Regions from separate parts of the Homo sapiens genome. Here region 2 is linked to region 1. A link is a loop called in an ENCODE intact Hi-C map of the cell type or tissue named here. Cell type or tissue: tibial artery. All regions are shown on one strand. Links, peaks and the distances in the headings refer to the core of each region. The heading gives the core; the rest is flanking DNA. Region 1 overlaps PRKCB (protein kinase C beta). Region 2 overlaps PRKCB (protein kinase C beta).

Evidence for each region. Peaks named below come from ENCODE experiments on the same cell type or tissue, not always from the same donor. Only the 100,000 strongest peaks of a DNase experiment are listed, where the experiment ranks them.
Region 2: it touches region 1 in a loop (3-fold over the local background); 2 of 110 quality-filtered maps call a loop at or near these places.

Annotation. Positions count from the first base shown.
Region 1 is chr16:24,180,207-24,188,540 of GRCh38, reverse strand. PRKCB (protein kinase C beta) reads right to left here. Exons shown (of 17, transcript NM_002738.7): 13 at 7,613-7,751; 14 at 3,350-3,430; 15 at 2,974-3,081. Among named protein-coding and RNA genes, the nearest start is that of MIR1273H, 19 kb to the left of the region's middle. In tibial artery, for the core only: no CTCF peak of the experiment used is centred there; no DNase peak of the experiment used is centred there.
Region 2 is chr16:24,115,429-24,123,762 of GRCh38, reverse strand. All of the region lies in intron 8 of PRKCB (protein kinase C beta), which reads right to left. Among named protein-coding and RNA genes, the nearest start is that of MIR1273H, 84 kb to the left of the region's middle. In tibial artery, for the core only: no CTCF peak of the experiment used is centred there; a DNase peak (open chromatin) is centred at 4,270.

The sequences.
Region 1 (8,334 bases), core at 289-8,288:
AATTAAACAGGTGACTGTTTTCAAAAGCTCAACTGAATTTCTGTCTAAGCAGGAGGATGCCAAGCAAAGAAAAGGTACTGCAAAAACATCCAGCATTAATTCGGAGTCTCTGCCCAGTTCCCGCACTCTGCTCTAATGTGCCCGAAGCCATGTAGACAGCTGGATTTAATCACTGTTCCAATCTCTGATCACCTCCCAGACGTATCCCCTGGGGCTCGCTGTTCCAGAGGAAGCATTTGGCTGTTTGCTTGAGCATCACTCGTTTTTGGAGTACCCTCCTTGAAGGAAGAGCCCCATTGGACTCAGCCCACTCAATTAATAATGGTCCCCAAACTCAATAGTAAGAGAGTCACCCCAGTTAATCATGAAGGTTATGGGTCCTGAATTAATAGAAAACGGCTCTACCAGGGAAACTGCTAATTGGAGCAGGAGCTGAAGGCAGCTGACCTGGAAAATGCTCTTTCCTCCATGACCCATTTAGAACCCCCAGCTGTCCAGGCAGGGCGGGCGTGTGAAGGGGAGGACCCTGTGGATGTATTAAACACCTACTATGTGCCCACATCATGCAAGGAGCTTTCTCTTATGTTATCTCATTTAATGCTCTCAAAAACTCTTTTCAATGAGTACTACTATTCCATTTTTTAAAATAAACAGAAGCCCAGAGATGCAAAGGAAGTGGCTTAAGATCTTGCACCTAGGCTGGGTGCAGTGGCCCATGCCTGTAATCCCAGCACTTTGGGAGGCAGAGGCAGGAGGATCCCTTGAGCCTGGGAGATCAAGGCTGCAGTGAGCCATGATCACTCCACGGCACTCTAGCCTGGGCGACAGAGCGAGACATTGATAAAACAAAACAAAACAAAACAAAACAAAACAAAACAAAACAAAAACACCTTGTGCCTAGAAAGTAGAAGGGTCAAGATTTGCAAAGGGTCCCTTGATCTCCAAAATCCCCTACTTTAAAAGTTGCAATTCCAGGGGATGCAAACTCAAATGCCAAGAGGAACCTGGCAGATAACACAATAGCGTCAGCACTAGTAATAGTAATAATAACTTCCAAGGGGCTTGGAGCAGAGTGCCAGCCTCTATTCTAAGTGATTTACAGTATTCAGCTGTTTAGTCATCAAAGAACCCAATGTGGAGTGCTATTATTATCCCCAATCTGCAGATGCCGTCAAACAACTTCCCCAAGGTCCTGCGGCAATTAATGCCTGAACCAGGATTTGAACTTGGAGAGAATTGGCCAAATGAGAACGTCTGAGAATTACAGAGGGCAAGCTCCAACTACAGAGGGCCATGGTTTCCAATCCAGCTGACTGGTGCTTTGTAAGAATGACAGGCCAATGTGGCAAGATCTGATTTTTCAAGAGAAACCTGAAAGCTGAATGTTTTTGAGAAATCTCTGGATCCTTATATGCTGGTAATTATTAAACAAACTAAAAGCTCCAGGTACCACCTTCTCTCTACCCGCCCCCACCCTTCAATAACTTGTCTACGGGGGCCTGTGGAGGCCTTCGTGTGTGCCTTTTTTTTCTTTATGGGCTTTGCTTGGGTTCCTAATGCACCTCTGGGACTCCCCTCTCTATTCTTCACTTTCTTTCTCCCTGCCTCACACCCTCAAAGAAAATATTTTCAAGCAATTCACTTTAGATGTTCGGGATTGAGACTAATTCACAGGTGGTTTCCCCAGGGATACATGCATCTTAGCCTATGCAGCTGAGGTGCAAACCTTAGGTGATTCATTGAGAGTGGGAATTTAGGCAGTGTGACAAGGCGCTTTTAGGCTGAGAGGCTGGCCCAGCTATTCCAAACTGGGCCAAGCCTCAGATTGGCCTGCCTGAGTTTCCCAGCTTTCCTTCACCCAAGACAGTGCATCCAGCATCTGGCTGGGGTCAGGAAGAACAAAGTAGGGCATGAAAAGTCTGCAAGCATCCCACAGATCTAGGACTGGCAGCCCTGGTTTATTCAGACACACAGGTGGGAACCCACTGATTAAGGCACGGCCATGTTCTAACCTGTACCACTGGGTGGAGGGAGAGCAAATCCTTTATTAGTATATTATGTGTAGAACATATTTTCTGGGCGTCTAATTCTATTGCTTTCAGGCTTCCATCAGAGTTGAAAAATCACTTCATTTGGACAGTATTTTTAAAGGCAGTGGTCTGCAAGCCAAATGGAGACTTTTCCAAAATACTCATACCCAGACTTAATCTCTGGGGTAAGGCAGAAGCATGTGCATTCTGGTAAGGCACTTCGGGTTATTCTGATGGCTCCAAAGGTGAGGGTCGCTGATCTTTAGGATCTCACAGAAGTCACTGTGAGTATGCCCTGGTCCAACACAAGATGCAAAACAAACAATCCTTCCCCATAAACACACATCCTGCTTTCTTCACAGGTGCCCTGTGCATAAACCGTAGATGTCCAAGCGTGCATGCCCTTTTAGCCATTTGTGTGTGTGTCTGGGGAGAGGAGACAGTGGGATTTTGAGTACATTGAATTTCAGTCTGCTTATCTAGAGAATTCCTTAACCTCAACACGGCGTGGTATTTTTTAGAACAAAAGTTGCACGCTCTTAGTATTAACTAAACACATACAGCAGAGCAGGGCAAGATAGCCTGAGTTGTGCAAAAGACCTCTTGTGCCCTTTCCCATGACTTCCAGCTCTTTGACAAAATCTCTGTGCTTTCTACCTCATTCATTCAATAAGCATTCCCCTGTGCTGGTTCAGAGACTGCAGCCCAGCCAGCAGCAAGACGCAGCTGCAGGCAGCTCTCTACAGCACTTCTGTGCAAATCAGAAAAAAAGCTCTCTCTCCTCCGGGAGGTAGCAGCTCCACATCAGGGTTCTCATATTGGCAAATGGAGTGAAGGGTGGAGTTCAGGCTGTGTTCCCCCCTGGTGGGGTGTTCTTGGGCAAGGTACAGCCCACATGCCTTTATGTGGTGGTCCTGGTCACAGCTTTAAGAGATGCACTTACCCCTTTGCAGATGGCCACAGCTTCCTTGGACATAGACTTGGGATAGGCTACGTTGTGTTCCATGATGGATTGGAAGAGTTCATCTTCATCCTCCCCTTCAAAGGGTGCCTGTATGACAGGGGAGGGTGGGAGGAGAAGAATCCCTGCTTGAACCCTCCCCCTAGCTCCCCTCAACTGGCAGACCCTCCTCCCTGGGGCCCACAGTGAAGCCACACACCCAGGCTTTCAAATGACCACAGACTTGTATGACCCCAAGGCCGGGAAAGTCATAGAGGTTCCAATTTATGAGCTGTTACCAAACATGCATTCTCCTAAAGAAACCATGTGGATGGGGGTAGGGAGGACTTCTCTTATCGATCACTTAAAATTCAATTACCTGCCCAGCCAACATTTCATACAGCAGGACTCCAAATGCCCACCAATCCACGGACTTCCCATAGGGCTGATAAGCAATTATCTAGAAAAGAGAAGGCACCCTATCAGGGAGGTTTGCAGTTCATGTTTCTTCTGGAGACAGATTTCACTCTTCTTTTACAAGAAGGCCAGTGCCCACCTGAACTGTTTCTTTATATTAGCTATTCAGGGAATGACAGACATGCTTTGCAGAGGCACCTGCAGCTGGGCAAACACCTGTGGCTGTCACATTGCCTTTTCGAAGCACTAAGTAAGGTGTATTGTTATTATTATTTTCAAAACAGTGAGCATGGAATTTTTAAAAGGAAAAACTGTCTTTACTCCTCTGTAAAAGTTACAACATTTACACAATAATGTAAATATACTTAACACTACTAAATTGTATACTTAGAACTGGTTAAAATAGTAAATTTTACGTTACATGTTTTTAAAACATAATTAAACATAAAAACGTTTAAGAGATAACAACATTTGTCACTATTTTAATATTTCTTTATAAAAGATAGCTCAGCTGAGATAATAACATGAAAATCACCCATAATCCTTTATTAAGAGAAAAATTATGACTAATATTTGGTCTACTTCATTCCATACTCTTTTCTCTGAATACATATTAAACTCTGTGTGTATGTGTGTGCTTTACATAAACACTTTAGTATTTGGACGATTTTTTTTCTTTTTTTCTTTTCTTTTTTTTTTGAGATAGTGTCTCTTTTTGTCACCCAGGCTGGAGTGCAGTGGTGAGATCATAGCTCACAGCTCACAGCCTTGGCCTCCTGGGCTCAAGCAATCCTCGCACCTCAGCCTCCTGTGTAGTTGGGACTACAGGTGCTCACCACCATGCTAATTATTTAATTTTTTGTAGGGATGGGGTCTCTCTATATTGCCCAGACTGATCTCAAACTCAAGCAAAGCTCCCATCTTGGCCTCCCAAAGCACTGGGATTATGGGCAATAGATCTTTAATAAAGCCAGTTATTCACTTAAGTTTTCCTTGCTAATTTAATATTTGTATATGAACATAATCAATTTTTATCTGTGCATAGCATTCCGTTGAATGGATATACCAAAATCTATCTTATAAATTTCCAGTTGATTAGGTTTCTTCCAATGCTGTAACATATATTCTTGTAATTAGACATTTGGACATCTGTCCAAGTATTTCCTTAAGATAAACTCCTAGATGTAGAATTGGTGTATCATATGGTATATATGGTTGTGAAGTTTTTAATTCATATTCCCAAACTGCAAGAACATGGAAAAGTCTAGAAGAGCTATGTGATTGTCCATCTTTCAGTATGCAGGGATGTAAAACTAACCATGTCAGAGGTTAAGAGGTAATACAGCAAAGGCTAAAGGCTGAGGTCTGAGGGTTAGGCAGTCTGACTTTGAATCCTGACTGCTGTCTACCGGTTGGCTGTCTGACCACAGGAGAAGTTACTTAACTTCTATAATCTCTATATCATGAAGTTATGTGAGGATGAATGAGATACTCGGTGGCTTTCACATATTATGCCCTCAAAATGTTAACTAATCCTAGAATGTTTTATAATTCAGTTATTGCTTGTTTAACTCAAAAAGGGTATTTGAGCAAACTTGGCTATAAAGTGAATGTTTGTTTCTTGATCTCTATCTCCCACTTTGATTTCTATTCCAAAATCAGAAATGCAGAGATGTTGATTACAGGATACAAAATTTCAGTTAAGTAGCAGGAATAAATTCAAGAGACTTATCGTGTAACACAGTAACCATAGTTAATAACAATCTATTGTATTCTTGAAAATTGCTAAGAGGGATTTTTAAGTGTTTTTACCATAAAAAAATAAGTATGTGAGACAATAAATATGTTAATTAACTCAACTTAGCCATTCCACAATGTATGCATATTTCAGAACAACATGTTGCACATGATAAATGTATACAATTTTACTGGTCAATTATGAATGAATGAAATGCATTCTGAGAAGTAACCCTCAAGACAAGGAAGGGAAAGCATTCCAGGAGAACACTTCTCATTGAACGTGTTTTCCACTTTGGGAGGCCGAGGCGGGCGGATCACGAGGTCAGGAGATCGCGACCATCCTGGCTAACACGGTGAAACCCCGTCTCTACTAAAAAAATACAAAAAAAATTAGCTGGGCGTGGTGATGGGCACCTGTAGTCCCAGCTACTCGGGAGGCTGAGGCAGGAGAATGGCATGAATCCAGGAGGCAGAGCTTGCAGTGAGTAGACAGAGTGAGACCCTGTCTCAAACACACACACACACACACACACACACACAAGAAACAATGTGGGATGCCCAAGCATCATCCCATTAGAATCTCTGCAGGTGGAGGCCCAGGATCTGTGGTTCTCAGAAGTTCCTCGCTGGTCGTGATTCAGGCAAGCACAAGAAACCCTCAACTGTGTGGCTGGTGAAGTTGCCTCCCCTCCAGCCCACAGATGGGAGGGATAAGCAGCAGGTCAGGCTTTGTCATGAGCTAACCACATCACCTTCGGCAACTGCTGTCACATCCCAGGCTCTAGTTTCCTTTGTAAAAGGATTAACTTGTTGGCTTGTCATGAGGATCAAATAAGACTTGAAGTACTTTAAAAGTGTGGAAACACTTTCTTTCTTTCTTTCTTTCTTTTTTTGAGACAGAGTCTCGCTCAGTCGCCCAGGGTGGGGTGCAGTGGCATGATCACTGCTTACTGCAGCCTCTACCTGCTGGGCTCAAGTGATCCTCCCACCTTAGCCTCCTGAGTAGTCAGGACAGCAGGGGTGACCTAGTGCACCTGGCGAATTTTTAATTTTTTTTGTAGAGATTAGGGTCTCACTATGTTGTCCAGTCTGGTCTCAAACTTCTACCCTCAAGCGATCTTCTTGCCTCAGGCTCCCAAAGTGCTGAGATTACAGGAGTGAGCCACCATGCCCCAGCTGCATCCTACATTGTAAAAGCTCCCTCACGACTCTAAACTGCAGTTAGAGTTGAGAACCAGAGATTATGGAACCCCTGGCCTATCAGGAAGTTGTGTTATGGATTGTGTCCTATCTAATTAATTAACAAAATGATAATAGACCAAAGCATATCACATAGGGAAAACTTCACTGGGTCCGAGTAAAGCCTTATTATTTTTAAAGAATTACTTTATTACTCAAGTAATACCCAAATACATTTACCTTGTAAAAAATGTCAGCAGTATACAGAAATAGCTAAATTTCTCTTTACAATTCCCTTATCCTCAGAGGTAACCAGTGTTATAAAATCAGTTTGAAATCTTCCAGATTTTTGTATGCTTTTACTCATTGAAAACAGAACAGTGTTCTGTGTATTTCTGTTTCATCCATAAATAGTATCATAGTGTTATTTGTCATTCTTCTTCTTTTTTTTTTTTTTTTTTTTGAGACAGGGTCTTACTGTGTCACCCAGGCAGGCTGGAGTGCAGTGGCATAATCACGGCTCACTGCAGCCTGGACCTCCTGGGGCTCAGGTGATTCTCTTACCTCAGCCTCCCAAGTAGCTGGGACTACAGGCATGTGCCACCACACCCGGCTAATTTTTGTATTTTTTGTAGAGACGAGGTCTCGCCATGTTGGCCAGGCTGGTCTGGAACTCCTGGGCTCAAGTGATCCACCTGCCTCTGCCTCCCAAAGTGCTGGGATTACAGGCGCGAGCTGCCACACCTGGCCTTGTATTTGTCATTCTGTACCTTGATTTTTTTCTCTAACAATGTGTCTTGAAGATCTTTTCACATCTACATATATATCTAACTCACTCTTCTGAATTGGTGCCTGGTAGTATTTCATGCTATAAATAAATCACGGGCTATTGTCCATTTTCCTGCTGAGGGACATATACAGGACACAGATCCCATGTCATATGCCAGCCCAGGGGATATGCTCTTTTTCTCTCAACAAACATTTCAATGTCATAATTAGGCGGTATCACATGGCCGTGAGCCACAACAGTTTGACGAAGAATTTTACTGATGTGTGTTGGATGGTTCTTTTGGGTTTTATTTAAATTTTCTCCCAAACCTTGATGTATTTTGGGCTTGGGCTTCTGGATGTGTGCTAAATTAATTTGCATGTGTGATCTCAAAGGGAGGATTTAGAGTATAGAATAAGAATCTGTCCGAGGTTCCCTTGCAAGGTACCACCCTCAACCCTTCCCAGCTCTCACACAGCCATCTGGGGAGCAGAGGGTACATCACCGCAATGTGAACGTGTGCCCAGCAGCTCTCACCTCGGGGGCGATGTAGTCTGGAGTGCCACAGAATGTCTTGGTTGTCACCCCATCCCAGATGTTTTCCTTACACATGCCAAAATCGGCAATCTTGATGTGTCCCTCAGAATCGAGCATCACGTTGTCAAGTTTTAGGTCACTATGGCAGACACAAGAATTTAGAGATTTAATTAAACGCTATGCATTTCAAGCCAACCAACAGCCACTCATTATGCATAAAACACTGTGTTAGGTGTTGTGTGGGCACAAAGGTCAGTAGAAACCAGCCTTTGACCTCCAACAGCTTACAGTCTGGCAGGGAGATAAAAAGAGGTCCGCAAGCCTCCGTGCTTTTCTTTTTCTACACAGCCAACTGTGCCAAGTGTCTCACAAGGACACAAAGAGACAGCACTTCTGAAAAGACGGAGATCCACAGAAAGTTAAGCAAAGGGCAGAGCATCCATGACGCTTCTTGGATCCAGGAAAATTCCAAGAATTTTCCTTTGCCACTTAAAGACTCCTTATATTTTGTAAGAAGATACATTTTTCAGAAAATTATTATTTTTTAAAATATCTCTAAAAATTACAAAGAAAAAAAGAAGCTGATTGAAAGAAATATTTAATGCTAAGTGTTCCCTGATCTCTTGGGCCACCTTCTAGGACATGACCCAGGAGTTTCCATCAATTCTTTGAATCAAAATACATTTGGCAGGGCACATTGGCTCACGCCTGCGATTCCAGCA
Region 2 (8,334 bases), core at 206-8,205, 65 kb after region 1:
ATGGGAAGCTGTAGTTCCTGCAGCTCCGGCACCCTGTCCCCATGAAAAGCATAGCCATGCATCACTCCACAAGCCTGAAACCTGTCGGACATCCTTTGCAACTCCATCTTTCTTTTATCCCTCATGTCTCAACCATAACCAGAACTGTCATTTCTTTCCTCCCAGCTGTCTCTAGAATTCATCTACTTCTTTCCATCTCAACCATCACTACCTGCCATCATCTCTCACCTGCACAAGGCACAGTGATTTCCCTTACACTGGGTTTCACACACAACCACAGTGAGCCTCTCATCCAACCAAGTCCCCTCCTGCTTAAAATGTCTCAGTGGCATCCCATCATTTTCAGGGTAAAGATCGAGGTGCTTTCATGGACTTGTGTGTTTAGGCCCTACCTGGCTTTCCAGCTCCATCATTGCTAGGGTGCTTCTTCTCTGCAATGTAGCTTCATTCTCCTTTCACTCCCCTGGATGTCCCAGGCCCCTCCAACCACAGGGCCTTTGCACCTGCTGCTGCTACTGTGGTACAAATGGCTATTCTCTCCCCTTCAGCAACCCAGCTTGGGGTTCACATTTTCATGGCTCAGGGAAGCCCTCATCGATTCTCTCTGTCTGCACTAGGTTCTCCTCTGATTTTCTTCCTTCATCCACTTCTCTTCCCATAAATACTGGAGGATAACTGCCTGTTCACTTGTTTCCTTCCAATAAATTGGAGACTGTTGTGGACACGGAATATTTCTCATTCTCCATGGTTTTCCTGACAACTAGTATAGTTCCCAACTAAATATTTGTTGCATAAATGGATGAGTGAGGGCCACGTGTGTCCTCAGTGCAATGGGAGAGGGACTCCTTGCCATGAGCTGTGGAATGGGGCTCAGAGTGGCAGCAGGTGCTTTGGAATGAGGCAAAAACTGGAAGCCATGAGTGGGAGACCTGCAGCTGCCAGGACTTCGTTACTGGATTCACGTTTAGCAGAGAGAAAACTGTGGAGTTAAAAGCTCATGTGTGGCTGGGCACAGTGGCTCACACCTGCAATTCCAACACTTTTTGATGCTGAGACAGGAGATTCGATTGAGGATAGAAGTTTGAGAACAGCCTGGGCAACATAACAAGACCCTGTCTCTACAAAAATAAAGAAAGTTAGCCAGGCAAGGTGGTGTGCACCTGTCATCCCAGCTACCTGGGAGGCCAAGGTGGGAGGACTGCTTTAGCCCAGGAGTTAGAGGCTGCTGTGAGCTATAATCACACCACTGCCCACCAGCCTGGGTGACAGAGTGAGATCCCATCTCTCTCTCACTAAAAAAAAAAAAAAAAAAAGCCTCGTGGTAGAATCCTCTGACATGAATCAGCTGTGTGGCCCAGAATACATCAGTTAAGTCATAACATTCCTCTGCCCAATATATATACCATCCCATTATTCTCAAAGTAAAAGCCAAAGGCCACAGATGACTGAGCCCCTCTGATTTCAGCCTCCTTTCTACTTCCGCACTGGCCTCCTTGCTGCTCTCTGAATGCACCAAACATGCTCTTACCCCAGGGCCTTTGCACCTGCTGTTCCCTCTGCTCAGAGCACTCTTTCCCCAGAACTCTCTCACCTCTGATAAGAGGGCTCTTCCCTGAACACCCTACATAAAATTGCTCTCAGCAATCTCCATCCGCCTTACTTACTTGATTTTCTCTAAAACACTTGTCACCATCTTACAAACCATATATTTACTTGTTTCCCAATTTATCATCTTTCTCCTTATACCAGAATGTAAGCTCCCCAATGGCAAGGATTTTGTCTGTTTTGCTTTCCACTGTTTCCCTGGTACCTAGAGGAGTATGGCACAGAGAAGGCACTTAATTTGCATTTGGTGATTGAAGCTTCCTAAACATTCATCACCTTTTCAAGACATGGAGATGATGACATGAAATGATGTATCACAGAGTCCTTAGTATCATTCCTGGCACACAACACATGCTCAGTGAATGGTAGCTATTATTATTGTTGCATTATTTGGTTGCTTTGAAGATAAAGAGGCAAAATAAATCTTTCCAAAGTTTTGAATATCAGGGAAGATTCATTCATTCATTCAAAAAACATTTATTGAGGCTGGATGTGGTGGCTGATGCCTGTAATCACAAAGCTTTGGAAGGCTGAGGCAGGACTGCTTGAGGCCAGGAGTTCAAGACCAGCCTGGGCAACACAGCCAGACCCTATCTCAAAAAAAAAGTTTAATTAGCTGGACATGGTGGCAGTGGGCCTGTAGTCCCAGCTACTTGGGAGGCTTAAGGCAGGAGAATCCCTTAAGCCCAGGAGTTGGAAGCTGCAGTAAGCTCTGATCACTGTATTGCACTCCAGTCTGGGCAACAGAGCAAGACTCTGTCATAAACAAACCAACAAACAAATCAAAAATTCTTGTTGAGTACCTGCTACATGCTAAGTGCTCCTCTAGGTGCTGAGGATACATCAGAGGGCAAAATGGATACAGATACTCTGAAAAAACGTGCATTCTAGCTGGGATTGGGTCCTCCATACTGTGTCCAAAAGGTATGTTGGGGTTGCTGAAGTAGATAAACTGGTATTGGCAGCAGGAACAGCATTTATGGAACAGAGGGGAAGACACATTCAAGGAATGAAACATCGTCTGGCTGGATCATGAAATGCAAGGCAGATATGGCACAGGAGGCAGACAAAGTGTTGAAAGGACCTTAAGAAATTCAGGCTGACTATGAGCATGACAGACAGCCTTTGAAAGGTTTGAAGCAGGGCTATGGTATGACCATACATATTTAACAGGTCACTCTGAGTGGAGAGGAGACCCCCCAGCACGTGGGCTGAGTGATCACTAGGAAGTCACTGCATTATCAAGGAGAGAAATGATGAGCCAGGCATGGTGGTGTGTGCCTGTAGTCCCAGCTACGCGGGAGGCTGAGGTGGGAGGATCCCCTGAGCCCAGGAGTTGGAGGTTGCAGTGAGCCATGATTGCACCACTGCACTCCAGCCTGAGTGATAAAGGGAGACCCTGTCTTAAAAGAAAAAAAAATGATGGACTCAGTTGTCTGCAGTGTAGACTGAACAAAGTGGATCTATTTGGGAGACAGACTGACCCCAGATGGGTAGCAGATTGGGCAAGGGAGAAGGGAGATTGGAGATGAAGGACAGCTCCCCAGCCTCTGTTCTGACCAACTGGCAGGATGCTGGTTGTTTCCACTGAGATGAGAAGAAGCGGAGGAGGAGCAAGTTTGGAAGTGTGGGGAAGAGGGTGGGCAGAGATGACCGGTGTGATTTCAGGCATGTTGAGATCCCCTCTTCCCCACAGCAGCTTAAAACTTCAAGGTTTATTTCTCCCTCATGGGGTGCATATTCCACTGTTACCATATAGGAACCATGGCTAACAAAGCATCCGCCATTTTCTCTTTATTCATGTTTTGAAACTTGAGGTGGGCACCGCAAAGTGCACCAATCTCACGTGCACAGTTCTGTAGATTTTGACAAATGTGCACACCCATGTAACCCAAACCCCAAACAAGACGCGGAACATTTCCATCACCCTCCAAAAGTTCCCAGTCGACGCCCCCCGCAACCCCCGCCACTAAGGCAATCTCTGTTCCAGTTTCTATCCCATAGGTCAGTTTTGTCTGTTCTTGAATTTCATCTGAACAGCATTGTAGAGTGTGTACTCTTGTGCCTGGCTTCTTTCACTCATCAAAATGTTCTTGAAATGCATCCATGTTTTTGCATAAATCGGTAATTTGTCTCTTTGTATTGCTGAATGGCACTCATTGTTGATGTTTATCCCGTCTCCTGTGTACAGGCATTTGAGTTGTTTCCCCTTTCGGCCTACTAACAACGCTGCTGTGAATATACTTGGTCAGTTTACTTTGCAGTAAGATATGTTGAGGTTTAACCCAAGTGTAAATACCCAGTAAGCAGTTGTATACATGGGTTTGGGGCTTGAGCAAAGATATCTGGACTGGAGACAGAGATTTGGGGTGTAGAGGCAACGAGGGGGTAGTTAAAACTACAAGGTCATCTTATTTGCAATGGAAACTGCAAACAAAAGAGCCAGGGTAGGACAGAAGCCGTCTCACCTTTCTCGGGCTATGTCCTCACACCCTCCTAAATCATCACCCCCAAGCTGGCCTGACCCAAACACTTTCCCTACTCCCCTCCCTGCTGCCCCATCACCTTAGCACCATGTGTCCTGCCTTCTTTGAATCCTGGCTCAGGACCCATCTGATTCACAGTCTCCATTCTCCAGACTGTGAAGATCCAAGTCCTGCCTGCCCCAGTTCCCATTTCCCATCCTGGGAACTTTCCCATCCACCTGCGGGTCCCAGCACACACTCCCCATGAAACGTGAGCACGGACCTCAAACTTCCTGATTTCTTCATTTGACTTTGCGTAGTGGACAGATAAGGACTTTTTTGGGGGGGTGGGAAGAGGGGTTGATTTTTTCCTTGTCCTTCAAGGAGCAGCTAACAGCCTCATCCCTCAGCACTAGAAACTCCCTTCTCTCCTCTGAATCTGGGGCTGGCACCCCTCTTTCCTCCCTCCCTCCCAGCTTGCTTTTATAACTTTTCTCATGGGCATGTTAATTTAACTTCTAGAATCTAGATCAGAAGTCTAATAACCCTGGAAAAAAAAAAAAAGAAGTCTGATAACCCTGTTGGTCTGGTCTGCACAGAGTTTGTTGTCATTTTAATATTTAATTAGTTGCCAACTGTTGAAAATTTGGAGATATGAAAACCCAGATCCCCAGCTTCTTTTGAAGAAGGGGATCTGCTAACACTGGGTGATGCCAAGCTCTTTCGCCTTCTTGTTGTTTGCCTGGCTCCTGAAAACACCTGGGTTTGTGGCCCCTACTCAGTGAGCCTTCAGAGGACAGGAGCCCTGTCCTTTGTCCTTTGAAATATCCCATTGTTCCAAGGGGACAATGCCTAGCACACACTGCATCAAAGAGCGAACATTTTAAAATTGAGGCACAAATTAAACTCGTCCTTTATCTTGCTGTGTGGGATGTGCTTTCAGAAACAGGAATACACTAATGGTTGCCTTTTCATGTCTGCGATTTAGAGCCCTAGAACTCAATGCTAAGAGAGAAAGCAAATAGCATTTCTGAGCAAAGAGCCAAGCCACCTTCCAGACAGCACGAGGGGACAGTGGAGAAGCCCTGGCAGCCAGACTCTGGGCTCCACTCCCGATGATGAATGCCTGTCCTGGCTAAAACTGCAGATTCCTCTGCCACTCCACCCCTACAAGGAACTACTACAGGCACTCCCAGCTACCCAGCAGTGGGGCAGGGACCTCTGTAGGCTAGGAGTCCCTGTAGATTTTCCCTAACCTCCAAGCAGCCCTTCCAAAGCCCAGAAAGAGGATGTTCTGAGCTTTATTTATCCCGAAGGGGGAGACAATAATTATAACAACCACCATGATGCTAGCATCTAACATCTGGATATGTATGACATGTGAGACACTCTGCTAAACGCATTACCTCATTCAATCCTCACATAACCTCATGAGGTAAGAAGTGCTATAATTCCCCATTTTACAGGTAGGGAATCAGAAGCTCAGAGAGACAAAGCAACTTGCTTACAGCCACTCAGCAAGGAGGTGGCAGAACTGGGATTCAAATCTAGGCAGTCTGGCTCTCAAGCAATCACACTTAACCATTAGGCTACATTGCACAGGTACAATCGCTGGTGTTCCTCCAAGACACCACCAGCATGCTGCTCTCTACACCTAGGGCTGCTAACAGCAAACACCTGTGATTCTTTGCCTGTAGCTTATTTTCTGGTTATAGGAGCGGGCACAGCGCACAGGGCACATTGAAAGTGCGGGTGAGTGGATTTCCCTGGGAGCAGCCCTTAGCCTGCAACGGAAGGGGAGCCGACGGATAACCCCTCAGCTTCCTGTCCCTTGATTGGGAAATTCTGAGGCATGCATTCCGCGCTGACTTGAGAGTTCTCCAGCAGGGTTAAACCCTAGCTGCCCACAGCAGTAGTCTGCTTGATAATACTTACTTTCCTGGTTTCCCACCTTTTCTGGCAATGCTTCCTTATTAACTTATGGTGCTTCCAGGATCACCTCTCAAATAAAGTACTTGCACTTGAATCCTTATAGTCTGTTTCTGGGAAAACCCAAACCCAGGACAATGACTGGCTCTGGGACCTTATAAAGTTACTTAAACCTCTGTGGGCTTCAGTTTCTTCATTTGTAAAAGTAAAATAGCGTGATAATAGTACCTACCATTCTAGGTTGTTGTAAGGATTAAATTACCTGAGTTAATATTTGCAAAGCACTTAGAATCATAAATGGCACACAGTAAGCACTTTGTTATACAAATAAATTTTAAGACTCTGAGAAATCCCACTGTGCGCCATCCAAAATGGAGTCTTCTTTTCCAAAGCCCACGGTCGACTGAAAGCCCCCTAAGCAAACAGCCAGCTCTGATGTTCTGAAGTATACCACGTGTGGTAACTGCGCCAAGCTCACACTACCATGAAATTCTATTACCCCAATTCTAGCAGCTCGATTTTACTGTCACTCAGAATTCCTCCAGATAAGAGGCTTGAAAGTAATTTCTGAGTCATTCCGGGTGCTAATTGGTTATCGCCCAGGGATTACATTTCTCATGTTCAAGGTCAACTGAAATTCCTCTGTGAGCCTGAGAACAATTTTCGGTCTGTTGGAAACATTTTTTTAAATCAACAAGTACAGTATGCAGCGATTATAATTCAGGCATAAACAAGCATTTGCAGGCTCTTGCTAGAAAGAAAGGGACACAATTTCTTGCATGCGGATAAAACAGTCTCCTATTCCAAGCCAATTACTGGCCCAGACAAATGCTCTGTTTGTGTAGCAAATCTTTTCCTTGGTGTTCTGAAATGTCACCCCAGCTGCCCCAGGACAGAAAAAAATCATTTTGCAAAACTGAGACTTGGTTATATACAAGAAAATACTGGCCTTGTGTTTTTCACCCGTAATAGTACATTTCTATAACAGCAGCAAATGATACCACTTCATCAGCAAGTTGGGGGAAAGAGACAGAAAGTGTTCTCTGGAAAGACTGCCTTCCTGTCTTAATTTTTATCAAACAGTATCCAGTTTTTAGTTCTACTTGGAGGGAAGGTTCTTTTTTCAGTTCACTTGGGCTTGAGTCCAAGACTTTGGGAACAAGCCTCTGTTATCAAGGTCACTGGAGAATGACTGATAAGCTCAAGGCCAATGTGTCTGTTCCACTTGTTCCCAGGAAGGGAGGACCCCACTGGGTCAGAACTATCACTATCTTCCAGCATGTCGGGTGGGCATAGGCTCAAGACAAGGAATTTGGGAATACGTAAGTGCTATTTCTTTTTTTATTTTTTTTTAAATATATATTTTTTAATAATAGAGGTAGGGTCGCTATGTTGCTGAGGCTGGTCTCGAACTCCTGGGCTCAAGCAATCCTCCTGCCTCAGCCTCCCAAAGTGCTGGGATTATAGGCATGAGCCACCGTGCCTGGCCCCTAAGCGCTATTTCTATCAAGTTGAGGGGAGAACAAACTTGATAGTTTGTTTCTTTCAACAAACAAACTTGTCCTTTATCTTGCTGTGTACGATGTGCCCTCAGAAACAGGAATACACTCACTAATGGCTGCCTTTTCATGTCTGCAATTTAGAGCCCTAGAACTCAAAGCCCCGTAACCAAACAGAGGCAACCAACTCTGACGTACTGAAATATACCACGTGTGGTAACTGGGCTCTTGGGATAAATGCTAAAATCCTTGGGATATCACGCCTGTAATCCCAGCACTTGGGAGGCCGAGGCAGACGGATCACGAGGTCAGGAGATCGAGACCATCCTGGCTAACATGGTGAAACCCCATCTCTACTAAAAATACAAAAAATTAGGCAGGCGTGGTGGTGGGCACCTGTAGTCCCAGCTACTCGGGAGGCTGAGGCAGGAGAATGGCGTGAACCCAGGAGGTGGAGCTTGCAGTGAGCCGAGATCTCACCAGTGCACTCCAGCCTGGGTGACAGAGAAAGACTCTGTCTCAAAAAAACAAAACAAAACAAAACAAAATCCTTGGGATAAATGCTCTTGGGTAAATGCTCTTGGGATAAATGCTAAAATCTTTGGGATAAATAGTCTTGGGAAAAATGCTCTTGGGTAAATGCTCTTGGGATAAATGCTATCCTTGGGATAAATACTCTTCGGATAAATGCTAAAATCATCGGGATAAATACTTTTGGGATAAATGCTCTTGGATAAATGCTCTTGGGATAAATGCTAAAATCCTTGGGATAGATACTCTTTGGATAAATGCTCAAGTCCTTGGGATAAATACGCTTGGGATAAGTGCTCTTGGGT